Regions from separate parts of the Mus musculus genome. Here region 1 is linked to region 2. A link is a loop called in an ENCODE intact Hi-C map of the cell type or tissue named here. Cell type or tissue: heart. All regions are shown on one strand.

Evidence for each region. Hi-C counts contacts between places; a loop is a spot of excess contacts. Peaks named below come from ENCODE experiments on the same cell type or tissue, not always from the same donor. Only the 100,000 strongest peaks of a DNase experiment are listed, where the experiment ranks them.
Region 1: a loop joins it to region 2, with 2.0 times the contacts of the local background. A loop is called at or near these places in 6 of 42 quality-filtered maps.

Annotation. Positions count from the first base shown.
Region 1 is chr7:118,817,419-118,825,418 of GRCm38, forward strand. The region is part of intron 26 of Vps35l (VPS35 endosomal protein sorting factor like); the gene reads left to right. Among named protein-coding and RNA genes, the nearest start is that of Gm26147, 11 kb to the right of the region's middle. In heart, no CTCF peak of the experiment used is centred here; a DNase peak (open chromatin) is centred at 4,133.
Region 2 is chr7:118,762,165-118,770,164 of GRCm38, forward strand. It overlaps Vps35l (VPS35 endosomal protein sorting factor like), which reads left to right. Exons shown (of 31, transcript NM_027815.4): 9 at 4,201-4,260. Among named protein-coding and RNA genes, the nearest start is that of Vps35l, 26 kb to the left of the region's middle. In heart, a CTCF peak has its summit at 4,072 (motif pointing right); DNase peaks (open chromatin) are centred at 1,957 and 4,184.

The DNA.
Region 1 (8,000 bases), 55 kb after region 2:
CCTTCAGAAGAGCAGTCAGCGCTCTTGACCGATGAGCCATCTCTCCAGCCCTCATTCCCTTCTTATAACTTTCACTTTTTTCAGTGTACTTTTAAAGAATGTCAGTGCCAGAGCTTAGTTCATATGCTATGTCTCTGGTAAGCCGTCTTCAGTTCCCGCCCTCTGATCTCTGAAGACGACAAAGCAAGGCCAGCTCAGTCCTCAGCCTGTCTCTGATCCTCACCCTCTCTTATTGCTTCCCAACCTTTGTTACTAACTAGCAAGTAGGTCCTTGCTGCCCTGCCTGCAGATCGCCAAGCCACAAGGCCTTACTCTCAGTGTGCTGTGGTAGCAGGGCTTCTGGCACAGTGTCCACCTCACCCGTGTCCTGAAGGTGCTTCACAGATGAGTGGGAACTGCATGGAAACAGGAGTGGATGGTTCTTTTTTATAGAATCGCGGGCTGGCCTCTTACTCACTTGGTAGCTGAGGATGACCTTGAACGTCTGACCCTCCTGCCTGCCCAGTGCTGAGACTGTAGGCATAGGCTGCCACACCCAATCCATGAGGTGCTAAGGATTGAGCTCCGGGATTTGGGTATGCCTGGATCACTCTACCAACCTAACTGCATCTCTAGCCCCAGATTGCAAGACAGTGGTAGAAGAGCCAGGCACGATAGCCCGAACCTGTGACCCCAGGACTTCACAAGCTGAGGCCTGAGGGAATCCTGGTTCAGGCTAGCCTGGGCGGCAGAATAAGCCCCATTGAGAAAGGACAGTAAAGACCAATGGTAGCAGACCTCTCAGAGCGAGAGCATAAATCGTGACCAGTGGCCTCTGTGAGGCAGACAGCCCCACCCAAGCCTTCTGTAAGGGACTTAGTTTTTCATTTATAGTGAAATAAAGCGCAGTGGGGCCTAGCATATGCTTCAGCCTGAGGGCATATTGGTTGGAGCTGCTGTGCAGGTCAGCAGGAGGAACCTGAAGAAGCGTAGAGCAGACCCCACGGCAGGGCTACTGCTGGGAGCTGGTGGCTTCTTTGCTCAGGGACAGGCGGCAGCTGGACACACAGTAGGTGGGTTTCTGCATTCCCCTCTCTAGAAGGTGAGAAGCCACTTTTGAAGGAGAAAACTGCTTCTTGTCTGTCACTCGCTGGGCTTTCAGCATCGGTGTGGAGTGCCGCAGTTGTAACTCTTGTGAGGAAAGCCTTGATTGCAGTGGATGTGACTGTGTCCCCAACCCTGAGGACTCTGGTCAGAGCTGGAGCAGTTCCCAGGTGGGCAATGTTATGAAGCCACAGGGAGTGTGGGGACTAGGGAATAAAGTTACTGATGGAACCTCAGAGAGGCACAAGTGAGTCTCCACTCCAGCCATGGCCTCCATCCTCTTGCTGGCCTTTCTTGCTCATTTTTCATATGCAAAACATTGCACCAGAAATGAAGATGCGCATAGAGCCCCTGCTGTAGTGAGGGAGAGCCAGTCTGTTGACTGTTAGTTCATAGGGCAGTTTGTAAAAAAATGTCTTTCACTGTGTACCCGAGGACTCTTGGAGCAGAAGGGAATGAGTTGTCTGAGAAGAGCCAAAAAGCTTCACAAAACAGATGCACTGGGAACCTGAGAGGGCCGGGTGCTCACCGTGTCCTGGAGGCCATCCTAGAGACTGAACGCCTGACACAGAAAAGGCCTGGAGGCCAGAAGCAGGATAGTCCCTTCGAAGGGGTGGGAAGATGGAATTTAGAAGATAGGCCGAGTCCTTACTGTAGAGAGTGCCAGACTCCCAGCAAACAGCTCATGTTGTTCTCTCTGCATTACTAGGTTGCATAGGTTGTCTTCGTTTTATAGGTGAGAAGGAAGCTTGTGGTTTGCACATGACATCTGCTACGTGGCTTCGTCTTTCATGGAGGCTCGAAAGCACTGCTATTAAGAGCAGTCCCCTCATAACAACACATACTTTCCTTCCAAATCCGAAACGCATGTGGTACTAAATGCCTGTCATCATAGACTGCCTGTTTGATACACTTGTGAAAAACCCTCCATATGTGTGTTTATATGGTGTATGTGCGGTGCAAATGCATACATATCATGGTGTGTGGTGTGCATATGAGGTCAAAGGACATTTTTTTTTTTCAAGACAGGGTTTCTCTGTATAGCCCTGGCTGTCCTGGAACTCACTCTGTAGACCAGGCTGGCCTCGAACTCAGAAATCCGCCTGCCTCTGCCTCCCGAGTGCTGGGATTAAAGGTGTGCGCCACCATGCCCAGCTGACATTCTTGTTTTGAAGCAGGGTCTTTTGCCAACTACCATAGAAGCACTGGCTGGGCTATCCTGCTGGGCTTTGCACCGGGGCTAGAGAGATGACCTCAGGTCTTTAGACCTCATAAACCAGCACTTTATCTAAGGTTTCATTTCCCCAGGCCTGGGTGGCTGTTGTTGTTTGGGTTTTGTTTGGTTTGGTTTTTTTGGAGACTGTCACAGTAGCCTAGGCTGACCTCAAACTTGCTCTAAAGCCAAAGATGACCTTGAACTTCAGCTCCTTCCCTCCTTGTCTCCCAAGTGCTGAGGTTGAATATATGAGCTGCCATGCTTAATCCATAGTGCTTAGGGAAAGCTAGGCTTGCTACTCACAGACACAATGCACAGCCCTCTGGGTGCTTTGCAGGGAGGACACACAGTCCCTACACCTGCCCTGTCCCGCACGTAGGAGGTAACTTGGGAGCCAAGCAAGCTGGGCTCAGTGTAGAGCTCTGGACACTCTTGGGATGAGAGAGAGAGAGTGTAGATTGACACCCTTTGGAACGTTGGTTCGGTGATGATGAAAATTGGAAATAATTTGTATGTCTCCAGCGGACCTCCACATTAAATATTGATGTCCAACTCGAACGGAAAGGGCATGTAGCCGAATCCGTGTGGCGAAGACAAGGTTGTATTAAGCTGTCAGTGGTAACAATTAAGCCATAATGAATATGCCACTTAAATGTCTCTAGGCATCTGTACTTGTGTAAAGCTTGCTCCGTTTTGGCATCATTGAAACAGTGGCCCTCGTGTCGCTTTAAGAGCAGAGTCTGTTGCAGACGCGCAGGTGGCCAGTAACAGGATTAAACCTCAGTGGCCGGCTGGCCCCTGGACCCTGTGGCCTTGCCAAAGGCATCTTCATGTTGTGGTTGCAACACATCTAGTTTTCAGGACCTGGTGTGTGCTCCTGTGAGTGTGAGTGTGTGTGTGTGTACATGCTTGTGTCTGTGAGTGTGTAAATGCACCTATGTGTACTCTTGCATGTACAATCCTAGGTCAGTAACAGGTTTTGTTCCTCCAGAGCCATTTACCTTACTTTTTGAGGCCTGGAATTCATTGATTCTGCTACAGTGGCTGCAGTGAGCCCTTTAAGGGTGGGGGACCTGTGTCCTATATCAGATATCCTGCATATCAGATATTTACATTACAATAAATAACAGTAGCAAAATTACACTTATGAAGTAGCAATACACTTTTTTTTTCCAAGACATGGTTTCTCTGTATAGGTAGCCTTGGCTGTGCTAAAACTTGCATCCCCAGCAGGTGGAGGCTGAGACAGGAGGATGGCTTTTTTTTTTTTTTTTTTTTTGGTTTTTCGAGACAGGGTTTCTCTGTGTAGTCCTGGCTGTCCTGGAACTCACTCTGTAGACCAGGCTGGCTTCAAACTCAGAAATCTGCCTGCCTCTGCCTTCCAAGTGCTGGGATTAAAGACATGTGCCACCACTGCCCGGCTGGATGGTTTTATTTTAACCTAGGAGTTTCGATCCAGTTCAATCTGGTCAACATAGTGAAGACTCCCATCTGTTAAACATTTTAAAAGTTACAGTTTTGTGTTTTGTTGTTGCTGCTGTTGTTTTGTTGTTTAAACAGGAAATTGGATGTTGACAGGGTCATTTCAGCTCTAGACTGAAGAAAACCTGTTTTCACTTGCAGACATTTTTTTTTTAACTGAGTTTTGTTTGGGGAAGTCTCCAGACATTTTCTGTATGGGGTGCGGTGCGCCTTCTGGGAATGGAATAAGAATTTGCCTTGGAACTTTTGTGCCTAGCCCTTAAATAACCGAGTTCCTCCTTTAGATAGGAACTGGGTGTGGTGAGTGAGAGGAGCCAAGGACAAAGCTGCTGCCACTTTAATGGGTAATAATAGACATTGTGTGGGCCACTCAGCAGCACACACATACACAGGAAGATAGTAACGACCATGTGGGGCAGTTTCAGGTCCCCCTGCGGAGTGCTCTGCTCTGGAGCTTCAGAAAGTTTTCCAGGGCAGCAGAGTCACCGGGCGTGAACTTCTCTGCAGGAGACAGACAGACATGGTAGAGTCCTGGCACCTGCCTCTGCTGGGAGGTCTGGGAAGCCCGGGAATGTCAGGTGTAGTTTTGGTTCTTTTGTCTTTTTTATTGTAGTCAAGTATACATAACATACAACATAATTGAAACTAATTGGGCTAGATTTCTTATATATTTAGATTTTTCTTTATTTTTGATAATTCCGTGCCCCTATTTTCCCCTCTGACCCGATCCTCCTTCCAAGTTTTAAGTCTGTTTGATTTGTGTTTTGGTGACCACTGAGTTGAGGTAGAATTACCCATATGTACATGGACGTGGACGCTCACTGGAGCATGGGGAAGCTCTCCTCGCAGCTATCAGATGCCAGTAGCGTCTCAGTGAGGCTCAGGGCATGGAGGTTCTATGCTGGGCTCTTGGCTCCCTGTCTTATGAAGGTCTCAGGCAGATAGCACAGCTGCTGTGAGTTTCAGTGTGACGGACGGCCACATCTTGTCCAGAAAACAGCATCTCCCAGTGCCTTTCCCCATCTTCTGGCTCTTGTATTCTTCCTCTGGGCCTCGGTGGTGGTGGTGGTGGGGGTTCAGTATAGATGTTTTCTTTAGGCCGCGTGCTTGGCCCCTTTTAGCACTAACCAGCTATGCATCTCTCCACTGACTGTTGCCCACTGCCACACAGAAGCTTCTCTGACCCGATAAGCAGGTCTTTTGGCAGAAAGACAAATGATTAGAAGGCATTCTGACAGAAGAATCATTTAAGAAAGTAAGAATAGCAGATTCTACTGTAGGGTCTGTGTCCAGGATTGTAAGAGACATGGAATTCTTTCCTGTGCAACAGTCTTCAATTTTTTTTTTTTTTTTTTTTTCCGAGACAGGGTTTCTCTGTATAGCCCTGGCTGTCCTGGAACTCACTTTGTAGACCAGGCTGGCCTCGAACTCAGAAATCCACCTGCCTCTGCCTCCCGAGTGCTGGGATTAAAGGCGTGTGCCACCACGCCCGGCCAGTCTTCAAATTTTATTTTATTTATTTTTATTGTATAATTGTTTACAGTGTGTGTGTGTGTGTGTGTGTGTGTGTATACATGTCACAGTAAACACATGGCGATCAGATCAGATGACAAAACCCTTTCGTGTTCTCTCTTTCTACCATTACATGAAATCTCAGGAATGGAGCTCAGGACATTGGGCATGCACAGCAAGTGTTTTTTGCACACTGAGTCATCTCACTAGCCTGAACACTATTATTTTAAATGTACAGTGCAGCGGCATTAAAACCATTCATAGTGTTGTCTAATAACACCAGGGTCCTTCAGGGTCTGAGCCAGGCATCTCCAGATTCTTGGCATTTTATTTAAGAAGAAATAAGGGAGACTCGTTTTTCTGTAAGGGTGAGGCCGCTGGTGGGTTGACCACCCCACAGTGAAGGCCATGTATGCAAGAGTATCCGGGCAGCCCCAACTGTATTTGATGGGTTCAAAAACCAAAGAGAACACAAAGCTGGGTGGATGCGGGGCAGGGGGAGATGGATCTTGGAGAAGTTGGGGAGTAGATGAATATGAACAAAATACCTCGGATGAAATTCTCAAAAACATTAATAGAAATGGGGACGAAGATGGAATAAAGGTGCACAGATTACAGAGCAGCAAGAACACTGTCTAAAGTGATAGTACAGGCTGGAGAGCTGGCTCAGCGGTTAAGAGTACTGACTGCTCTTCCAGAGGTCCTGAGTTCAAATCCCAGCAGCCACATGGTGGCTCACAACCATCTGTGATGGGATCTGATGCCCTCTTCCGGTGTGTCTGAAGACAGCGACAGTGTACTCCTATACATAAAGTATATAGCACATAATGGAGGGAATACACTGTCAAGACTGACAGGGAGCTGTAAGGATACTCAGTGACACAGGCTGCTGTTTGGTGCCTCCTTTTATGGGGCTCAGGAGGAGGAGTGTGGTTGTTTAGGCACTAGTTTTTTGGGTGGTTCTCTATTTTGATCGACAGATTATGCTATATAACCATTCTCCACTGCCTGTATCCCTTCCCACCCATGATGCACCCGACTTTAATCATTTGCATGCCCAGTTATGCATAGGCATAGGGTGGTAAATGGGATTTCCCGCTGAGGACACAGGTGGCCTTATTGCATACGTACAGCTTAAAACTAGCTCAGGCCAGATCCACCTTCCTGCTCTCCCACCTGGACATAACTAGAGTACGATTGATGCCACTAGGTGCATCATTTGGAGAGCGGTGTGGGCTGCCAGGTGCATTAGTAGAGGAGGGGTTGGTTTGTGCAGAGGCCAAAGCAGATGGAGTCCCAGGTAGGTAAGCTGTGCTGGCCTGCCCCAGTGTGGGGGTGCCGGGAGAAATGACACACTGAAAACGTTCTTAGACACTCGGCCCTAGCGGAGCAGCAGAAGGATCTGCCTTTCTCTAAAGGGGAATAGTTTCCTTTAGAGACTTAGAAGATGAAGCAGGCTAAATTCAAAAGCACCTTCCTTTTTCTAGCCCCATACTACCTCTGTCCTCAACATGATTGAGGTCAGCTGCTCCCTTAATTCTAGCCCAGAGCTTGGAACAGGCTCCTGTGTAGTAGTGCTAATTAATTAGCCCATGGGACCCTTGGCCACTTTTATGACATCAGCTCTGCTCTCCATCTTCCCCCTGAATATTCCTGGTGCCCACCAAAGTGCCCTGTGCTGCTGCAGCGGCTGCTACTACTGCTTAGTAACTCGGCTAGTTAGGGATGTGGGCACCAGCCTGGCAGGGAAGCTTCCAGAGCTCAGCTGCCTCACAGGAGGCTCCACGATGAGCCTCTTCACGCTGTGTTTCCTTGAAAAAAGAAGATAAGTTAGCCACCCCCTCAAGTTCAGGCACAGGATTTTCTTGTTAACCACAGCCCTTTGTTCCTTGGGAGGCCAACATCTGCCATCAAGCCAGCCCCTCAGGCCTGCAGTTGGGGTTCCTGCTTTAACCCAGGATTCTGCACCCTGCTGCGGCATTCTTGCATGTCATTGGAAGTCATTTTCCGGTAAAAAAGTGACCTGGTCCGTGAACCCGTTTGATGTGGCTAAGCAGTGGAAGGGTTGATTTCTCAGGCCAGTGCTTGCCTTGAGGGTTTTTATCACGGTCAATACTTTGGCAGGTTTACAAAGAGCTCCCCTCTCTACCTTCCCCAGAGCTCTGGTCCTCCCACTCCCTCCTCCTCTCCTCCTTCCTTTCTCCTGGCTTTGGAAGCCCTCTTGTTTTACAGGTTATTTCATATCTCTCTCAAATGTCTCTACTTTTCAAATAATTCTCTGGAAATGTTACTTGGTTGGAACTCTGGAGCTTTGTGTGTGCTTGCGTGCATGTGTGCAGGTGTGTGTGTGTGTGTGTGCGCACACACACACACATAGATGTGTATTACATGCATTCATTCCTTCAGACAAGTCAGTGTGTGTTGGCTTATTTTTCCAGCACAATATTTCTGGGTAGCCTCAGATGCCTTGGATCTCATAGCCCTGCCTCACCCTCTTGGGTGTGGGATTTCAGGTTTGCCCCACAGCATCTATCCTCCTGCTTCACCCGTTTGAGTATAGGGTTACAGGTTTGCACCACAGTGCCTAGCTCAGTGGTTATTTCTTTGTGCAGCAAGAGAATCAGTCCAGACTTGAAGCAATAGCGCTGTCAGCCACTCAAGACCCTTCCACCTACACAGGAATGAGCTGAGTCCCGCCTCACTTCAC
Region 2 (8,000 bases):
AAAAAATGGAAAGACGGGGATTTCCTAAAAGATAAAATGAAAGGTGTAACAGTTCTCGGGTGTCGTAAAAAATACTGATCGGTGTTCAGTTCACATGCGCGAATTGAAGTCTACCATGAGAATCCACACGGGGAAAGTCAAGTATTTACAGTCATAAAAGTACTATCAATAGACAACTTAATACAATAACCTCTGAAGATATAAAGAACCAATCAGTATATTTGTAATAAAAGAAATAGGTACAAAGAAGGGGCTTTGCTCTGGATGCCTGTAAGGTTTACTTGCCTCTATCTTAAAGGGACCACACCTCCCAAGAACAGTGCTGGAGCCCACACCTTTTACAGATGGTCCTTGAGGAGACAGTGAAGGTCTGAGCCATCGCAGGAGCGCAGCCTCTCTTCCCTGCACTCTCCCTGCCCTGCAGTGTCTGCCTCAGGAACTGGTACTGACACGACACATTCCTCATCTGGACAGCTAGGCGTCTTCTGCATGCACTGAAGTTCTCCACGGCTTGCCCATTTCCCTGTGTCTTCAGTCAGCACAGATCTGTCTTTCCTACATGGCAGTCACAGTGTCTCTGAGGTCATTGGGATTACCCTGGTTTCATACTTCTTGTAGGAGACAGAGTGATCTTTTAAGCTTAGTGGAAAGTTCTAGGCGAAGAGACTAATCTGAAGGCCCAGGGGCCCCGTGGCCTGGTGCGTAGCAGGGGGTGGTTGAAGGAGAACAGTTTGCCTGGCCCAGCAGCACTCTGAGCTGTAAATACAGTGTAGAGGCATCAGAAGGAACCTACAGGTGAGCTTCCGAGAGCTGGAGGTCAGATGGAGGCATTCATGTCTTAGCAAAGCAGAGTCCATGAGCTTACAGCACAGCACGTCTTGTCTGTAACCCTTCCAACAAGAAGCCTTCTAGCCTGCTGGAGATCCAAGAGTGCTTTCAGGTACAGCTGGATCTAGGGACTTGGTGTAATTGAGTTTTTTTGTCTTTCGGGTACTTTCTCTTGGGGTGACTTCATTCTCAAGATCATTACTGCTGATGGTCCCAGAGCGTGCAAAGACCTTTGGGTTCTGCCTCACTGGCCTGGCTCGGGTCATGATATCTGGCAGTGACATAGGCTGACTTCCAGTGCCTGAGTTGATGGCCCACAAACATGTACTGTTGTTGCCAGAGAAAGGGGAATGGGCCTGGCCATGATGGTGCTTACACATCTCCAGTTTTTAAAAATGGAGAGAGCCTTGCCTTGTCTGGATACAAATCCTGAGTCCTGTGGCCAGTCTCGCCATGTGCTGTTCTAGCAAACCTGTCTCTGCTGTCAGCGTGATGAGCTAGGGTTGGAGCTTCTTGCAGTTCAGGACCACAGGGCACACGGCCCAGGCATCACACATGATGCACGAACACAGCAGAAGTATGACAGGCATTTCAGTGGAGGCCATAGGCGCAGGCGGGCTGCTGGCTTCCCTGGCTGCTGCCTCTTCTTCAGTCATGTGTTTGAGATTCAGATTTTCTGCCTGTGAAATGGTGCATAGGAGACACTGAAGTGGAAACTTAAGGGTTCTTTGGAGAGTCAGTTGTGTTGGTTGGTGTTTCGCTGGAGCAAAAAAGGAGAGTTTTCTTGAAGTGGACACAGGTGAAAGGCTCAGGCAGCCTCATGAAGGAACTGAAGCAGATGAGTGAGAGGATGAGAGGTGAGAGGATGCTCTGCTAACGCTAGCACATGAAAGGACCCATGGTGAGGGGTTCTTCGCTAATGACACTCATGTACTGGTCCACCTTACACGTGTTCTTGAGTTCCATTTGTCCGGACTCCATAGAGAAACACACCAAAAACCTGGTGGCGTGCTGCAGTTTTTTGTTGCGTCCTCAGATTCATGGCTGATTGGCAGAGTGATGTCAGCTGAGACAGACGTATGTGCTGAGGCAAGACCCATGGAGGACACGTGATGTTTGGAGGGAGAATAAACGGAACTCAATGGACAGTGACGAAGGCTGAGTTGGCTTGCTGGTAGGGCTAGCTGCGCAACGCTTGTTGATCTTGCATCTTTGCTGATCTCGGCTTTCCTGAGAGAGGCACAGCTGAGAACTTCTGATGTCCCTGCTGGTGCAAATCCCTCCTGCTGCTGACTCCTGCTGAGGCTGGGGCCTGCCTGTCCCTGCTAGGTGGTGCCACCACTGCCGATTCCTGTTTGCTATCCTGACTCTACTGTGCTGCTGGTGTATCTGTGAAGTGTTTGCAAGTGGATCGAGCTGCCGCTGCTAACCTGTGAACTGAACTGCCGATTTCCAGACAACACAGATGGGAGCTGCTCTAAAGAACTTTTCTAAACAGGTCCACTTCCCCTGTATCTTTTCTTTTCCACCACCTCTGGTTGGTGGTGGGCTAGCAGAGAGGTTAAAGTGTTTAAGAACCATCATTTAAAATAGGTTTTGAGAAAAAAAAAATTAAAGTTACAGACTTTCTGGAGAGAACTACCTGAACGGACATGTAAGGAACACAGAACAGTTTTCTTTCCTAAATGCTGCTGGCAGGACATGGTAAATAATCGTGGGTAGTGCTGGGCACAGAGCTCATGCTCAGAGCGTGTTCACTGTCACCGCTGTGGTTTTCAGTCACGGTGTCTTCGATGTGTGAGAAACTAGTCAGGAAAAGAACCAAGGCTTGGGGAGGCAGCTCATGGAGCGAGAGGTTTCCGAGAAAGCGTGAGGACCCGTGCTCACATCCTCAGGAGCTACGTGAGGGATGGGCGGAGCTGGCTGTGGGAGGCACAGGCAGAAAGGTCACTGGGGCATGGTGGCTTCCAGCCTAGCTCCAGGTCTGATGAGAGTCCCAACACAAAAGAATAAAGGCAGAGAGTCACAGAGGAGACCCAACATTCTCCCCTGACCTTCATCTTTGCTCATGGACATGCGCAATGCAGGCATCCGTCCCTCCACACGCACACGCATGCAGAATGAACTCTAGCCAAGATGGTTATTTCCCCAGACAGTGTCTACCACCCGAACAAAAGAAAAACAAGTTATTTGGCCAGAAATGACATAGTTAGCAGCTGCTTACAGTGCGAGGTGTATTTCCTGAAGACTGTTTCTAGAGAGGTGGCAGGCTTTTGTATAGGAAGTAAAGGAGTTTGTAAGAGTCCCTCCCTCGGTGTGCTGTTCCTCAGCGTGCTCAGGGACAAGCAGTGCCTCTGTCCATTGTGTCCCTGTGGCAGAGAGGAAATGTCTCCCTCTCTCTCTTCACCCTTGTGATCCTGGGTTAGAAAAACATAGGAAGGAAAAGAGGCAGTGGGCCTGGGCACTGGCATTGGAGCACATTCCGTGAGGCTTCCAGAGTCTGCAGGGTGTGTGTGTGTGTGTGTGTGTGTGTGTATAGGGTGAGGTTCTAAGCTGGGCTTCTCAGTTTGGCTGTACACTGACATCTCTGACATATCTTGGCTGCACCCAGACCACTTCTGCGGGAGCCCCTGGGATAGACAGAGACATCACACTAGATGGTGATCTTTGGGGCTCCAGGGGCTCCAGGGCTCTGCCGCATGCTGGCCTGAGAAGTATTGGTCTAGCAGACACTGGCCACCATTTCTAGATACTCGGATAATTAGTGTCTTCCACACCTGAGCACGCACAAGGATTTGCAGCAATGTGGTCCAAAGTTCACATTCTAGTCACATTCCCCAAATCTTTGACTTTCAAAGCTCCAAGACGGGCCCAGGCCTGTGCGTTCCCAGCTACCACCCTGCCAGAGGCGATCAGCACCTGAGTGAGAAGAGAAAAAGAACCTGGAACTCAGGCCAGAGCAGCGAGGTGTCCCCACACTTCACAGAAAGTGCCCTACACTGGATTCAGCTCCAGCCATGCCCAGCTTAGGCCAGCAGATGTAAATAAGTGGCCGGTGGTCAGAAGTCAAGTCAGTGAGATCAGAGAATGAATATCTGACCCGAATCTTGAGGGCTACAACATTCTGTAATTATTTTTAACCTAACTACCTAGGTAAACCCCGTGAATTCGTGTGAAAATCAGCTTCCTCTTTGCAGGAAAAAAAAAAAACAAACAAACCAAGGCTAAAAGTGTGTGCCACTAGGTGGCAGCATACACTCACGAGTGAATGCCTGCTGCCAGGTGCCATTTTCCTGCTTCTAATTAGTAACATTTATTTAGTGTTTGCTCCTGTGGTGTGTGACGTCAACACCATATGTCTTCTTGTCCTAGGAAAGCTGGTCTATGAGCGCATCTCCTCGATGTGTGTGGACAGCCGCAGTGCCTTGCCAGGTAATGTCATGCTTCCTGGGCTTGCTGGCACCAGCCTGCTCAGAACCGCCGTTAGACGGTTTTAATCAAGTCGGGATTTATTGAAAATGGATAAGGTTTTTAATTCAATGTGTTGAAAGAAACGTGTTTGAAGTCTGGTTGTCTCTGTCGTCCGGAGCCATCAGAAGGTTTGCAAGCAGGCAAGTCATTAGAATGCAGGAAAAGGGGAGAGGGTGGAGTGAGACCTGGCTACAGGTCAACTTCTCTGCTGCTGCTCAGAGCCACGCTCCTGTTTCATATGGGCCTTTCTCTCCAAGAAGCAAATTGCTTAAGTAAAAACTGCGTATGTATGAAGGGATGTCCGATAAATCAATAGTAGCAGATGCCCCAGCTCCTCAGCCTATACATAAATGATGTTGGCGTTAAATTCATTGCCAATCAATTTTAAATTCCCAGGAGGTTCTAATGGGACAGGTGGATGATGGACTTGTGTTGTCACAGGAGCAATTGTGACGATGTGTTCAGATGCAGCATCTTCAGCTACGGCTTCCTTTCCTTTGCCCTGTTCAGCTCACACAAGCTGCAGCGGCTGCCTGGGCTGTCATTTCGTCCCTCATCCTGGTCCTGGCAGCGGTTCTTGCCCAGGGACAAGGAGACAGTGATAGTGGCAGTGACCCATAGTTTAACCTTTTCCCTTCCTTCTTCCCTGCCCCACTCCCTTCTCTCTCCCCCCTCCTCCTCTTTCCCTTCCCTGGCCCTCCTTGTCCATCCACCCAGATATCATCCATCTACCCTCTCAGCCATCCTCTATCTATCTCTCCCCCACATCTGTTTACCTGCCCTCCTGACCCCCCTGCTCCACCCCCATCTGTCTTCGCACTGACCATCCATCTACTCACCTGCCCATTTATCCACCCATCTCCTTAAAACTTTGATACAAACATCTCTCAGAAGGAAACAGCTGTACACAGCTTTAGGTCTATATGAGCCCTTTAGCCCTTGGAGCTACCTGGTCTCGCCATAGAAGGGTAGGCCCAGTGCAGAAGGGTCACAGCTGTGCCTGCACTGTCTGGTCCAGTGGCCACCAGCCCCGTGTTGCTCTTGAGTACTTGAGATGTGGCTGGCAAACTGAAATGAGTTCGGAGTATAAAAAGAAAAGACACTAGGTAGCTCGGTGTGGAGGAACATGCCTGGAATTCAGCCTATACCAGCACCCAGGAGACGGAGACAGAAGGATTGTGAGTGCAAAGTTAGTTTGGGCTCCGTCGTGAAATCCTGTCTGTAAACCCCCAAGGGCTGAGGGTCCAGCTCAGTGGTAGAGTGCTTATAGAACATCTCCAACACTGCAGAAAGGGGAAAGAAAGCAAAAAAGAAATGAGAAATGACAAAAGACACGGGATTATAAGACTTACTGCACATCCAAAGCCATATAAGCCACTAATAACTTTTCAGACTGGTCCCAGGTTAAGCTGGTGCTCCAGATGGACTGGGCCTCTGCACGTTAGTGTAATGCTGTACCTCCTCAGCCTTCTGTGGCTCGTACAGCAGTTCTGTGCCTCCAACCCGACCCACCCCACCCCCACACTGTAGTCAAGATTTTAGTGTCTCCTTCTGGTAAGTTTAGGAGCTTAGAAAGTCCCACAGAGGCCAGCCCTGTGGGAAAATCATCTCTGCTGGCCAGGGGTCTGGGAAATACACATTTATTTATTGAATGTACGCTCAGCATGTGGTTCATGGGTATCAAACCTCAGCCGACTGCCAGAATTAAACTTGTATGTTTTCTTTCGCAACAACAGATTTTTTTTTTTAAATGCATGCATGTCTGTGCACTACTGGTGTGCCTGAAGCCCTGTGTGGCCTGGAGAGGGGTGGGATCTGCTGGAGGCACAGGGAGTGTGAGCCGCCTCGGGTGGGTGCTGGGAAAGAATTCAAGTGCTTCACAGGAGCAGCGGGTGCCCTCAGTAGCTGAGCTCTCTCCAGCCCTACTAGCAAGGATTTCAAATCCTTTTCTGGGGGTGGGGGGGTCATTTGGAGAAATGGGCCAACTGTCAAGAACACTTGCAGAGGACCCAGATGGGGACTCACAACCAGCTATAACTGTAGTTCGAGGGCATCTGACACCCTCTTCTGACCCCCTCAGATGTTCACTGTGCCCCCCCCACCACAAATAAAATAAATACATTTAATCCCATTTCCTTGTTGGTTGGTTTTTGAGACAGGGTCTCATAGCCCAGGATTGCTTGAAGTCCCTCTAGCTGAGGATGACCTTTGAACTTCTGATTCTTGTGCTTCACCTCCCAGGTACTGGGATCTCGGTGTGGCCCACACCTTTCTGCTTCTCACATTGGTTCATATGCAATTGCTTATGAAGAACGAACTTTTGGAAGGAGTCCGGCTAGCGATGGCACCTGTAGTCCTGGAACCCCAGGCTAAGGCAGGATGCAGGCTAATCTGGGCTAACTTATCAGAACCTTGTCTCAAAATAAACACGTTTGTTTGGATGGCCCACCCGACCCTCAGAGTCATTTGACTTTCTGTCTACTACAGCCATTTCCCCAAACAACATGTTAGGCCCAAATAAGGAAAAAATCCCTAATTGGTCTTACCCAAACTCAAGTACAACATCAAAGGGTGTTTTCCTCATTTGAATATAGTAGTTAGCAATTTTAACTGGAATATTTTGCTTTAGCTGAGAGCAGTACAGATCAGGGTCTGTTTTGTTTTTGTTTTGGGGCAGGTTGCTATGTTGCCCAGGCTAGCCCAGGCTTTTGTTTTCTTGCAGTTGGTTTGGTCATTGTGTTTCCCTTTCCCTTAACATCTTCCCTTGATGCTTTCCTCTGGTACTGAGAGCCCAGAGGGAGAGGACAACTTGGTCCACAGTCGTCAGGGAACTGAGGAATGACTCTCAACTGAAACTAGGAGAAAAGCTTTGAATTTCTCTGCAGAATTCTGCCTGAAGAATTATGTGGGGGAGGAAGCTGGTGACATTTGCACTCATTCTTTCCGTCTGAATCAGTTCCCGGACTGGAGACGCTAATTCTTGAGCTCGTTGCCCTCAGGAGTTTGAACTGTGGTTAGCTCTCCTGAGTTTGGAGAACGCTAGGATATCTTAGGGTTATGCCAAGTACACACCAGGCCAGGCTCGGTGGCTCATACCGTAATCCCAGCACTCAGGAGGATCATGGATTCTGGGTTAGCTTGCACTACATGGTGAAAGACTGGCTCTGTTTTTTTTTTTTTTAAAAAAAAAGGAGGAAAAGAAGAAGGGAGATGAGGAGGAGGAGGAGGAGGAAGAGGAGAAAGAAGAGGAGAGAGAAGAAAAAAGGAAAAATTGAAGAAGAAAAGTAGTGTATGTTACTATGTAGTCATCCCTCCCCCACACTTCTTTAAACAGTTTTGACATTTATTTATAATGTGAAGGAGACAAGGCACACACGTGCTACTGTTACTGCCAGATAACAGTGGGAAGGCAGGGAAGATGTTGAGCATGGCAGGTGGCAGCAGAGGAATGTGGAACACAACAGAGAGGGGCAGACAGAAGAACAGGCACCCAGATAGAACAGCCCTCTGTCTTCTACTAATGTAAGGCTGGTCAGTTTGAAGAAAGTTAGACAACTGTTGTATAAACATGTCCACTGAACTTAGCCCACCAGTGGGGATCCTGGTGGCAAGAGAGGTTGCTCTCGAGGCCTTTTTTCTGTGCTGTGAGGCTTTTGACAGGAGGGTAAGCAGAAGCCAGCCATCTTGGAAGCTCACCATCT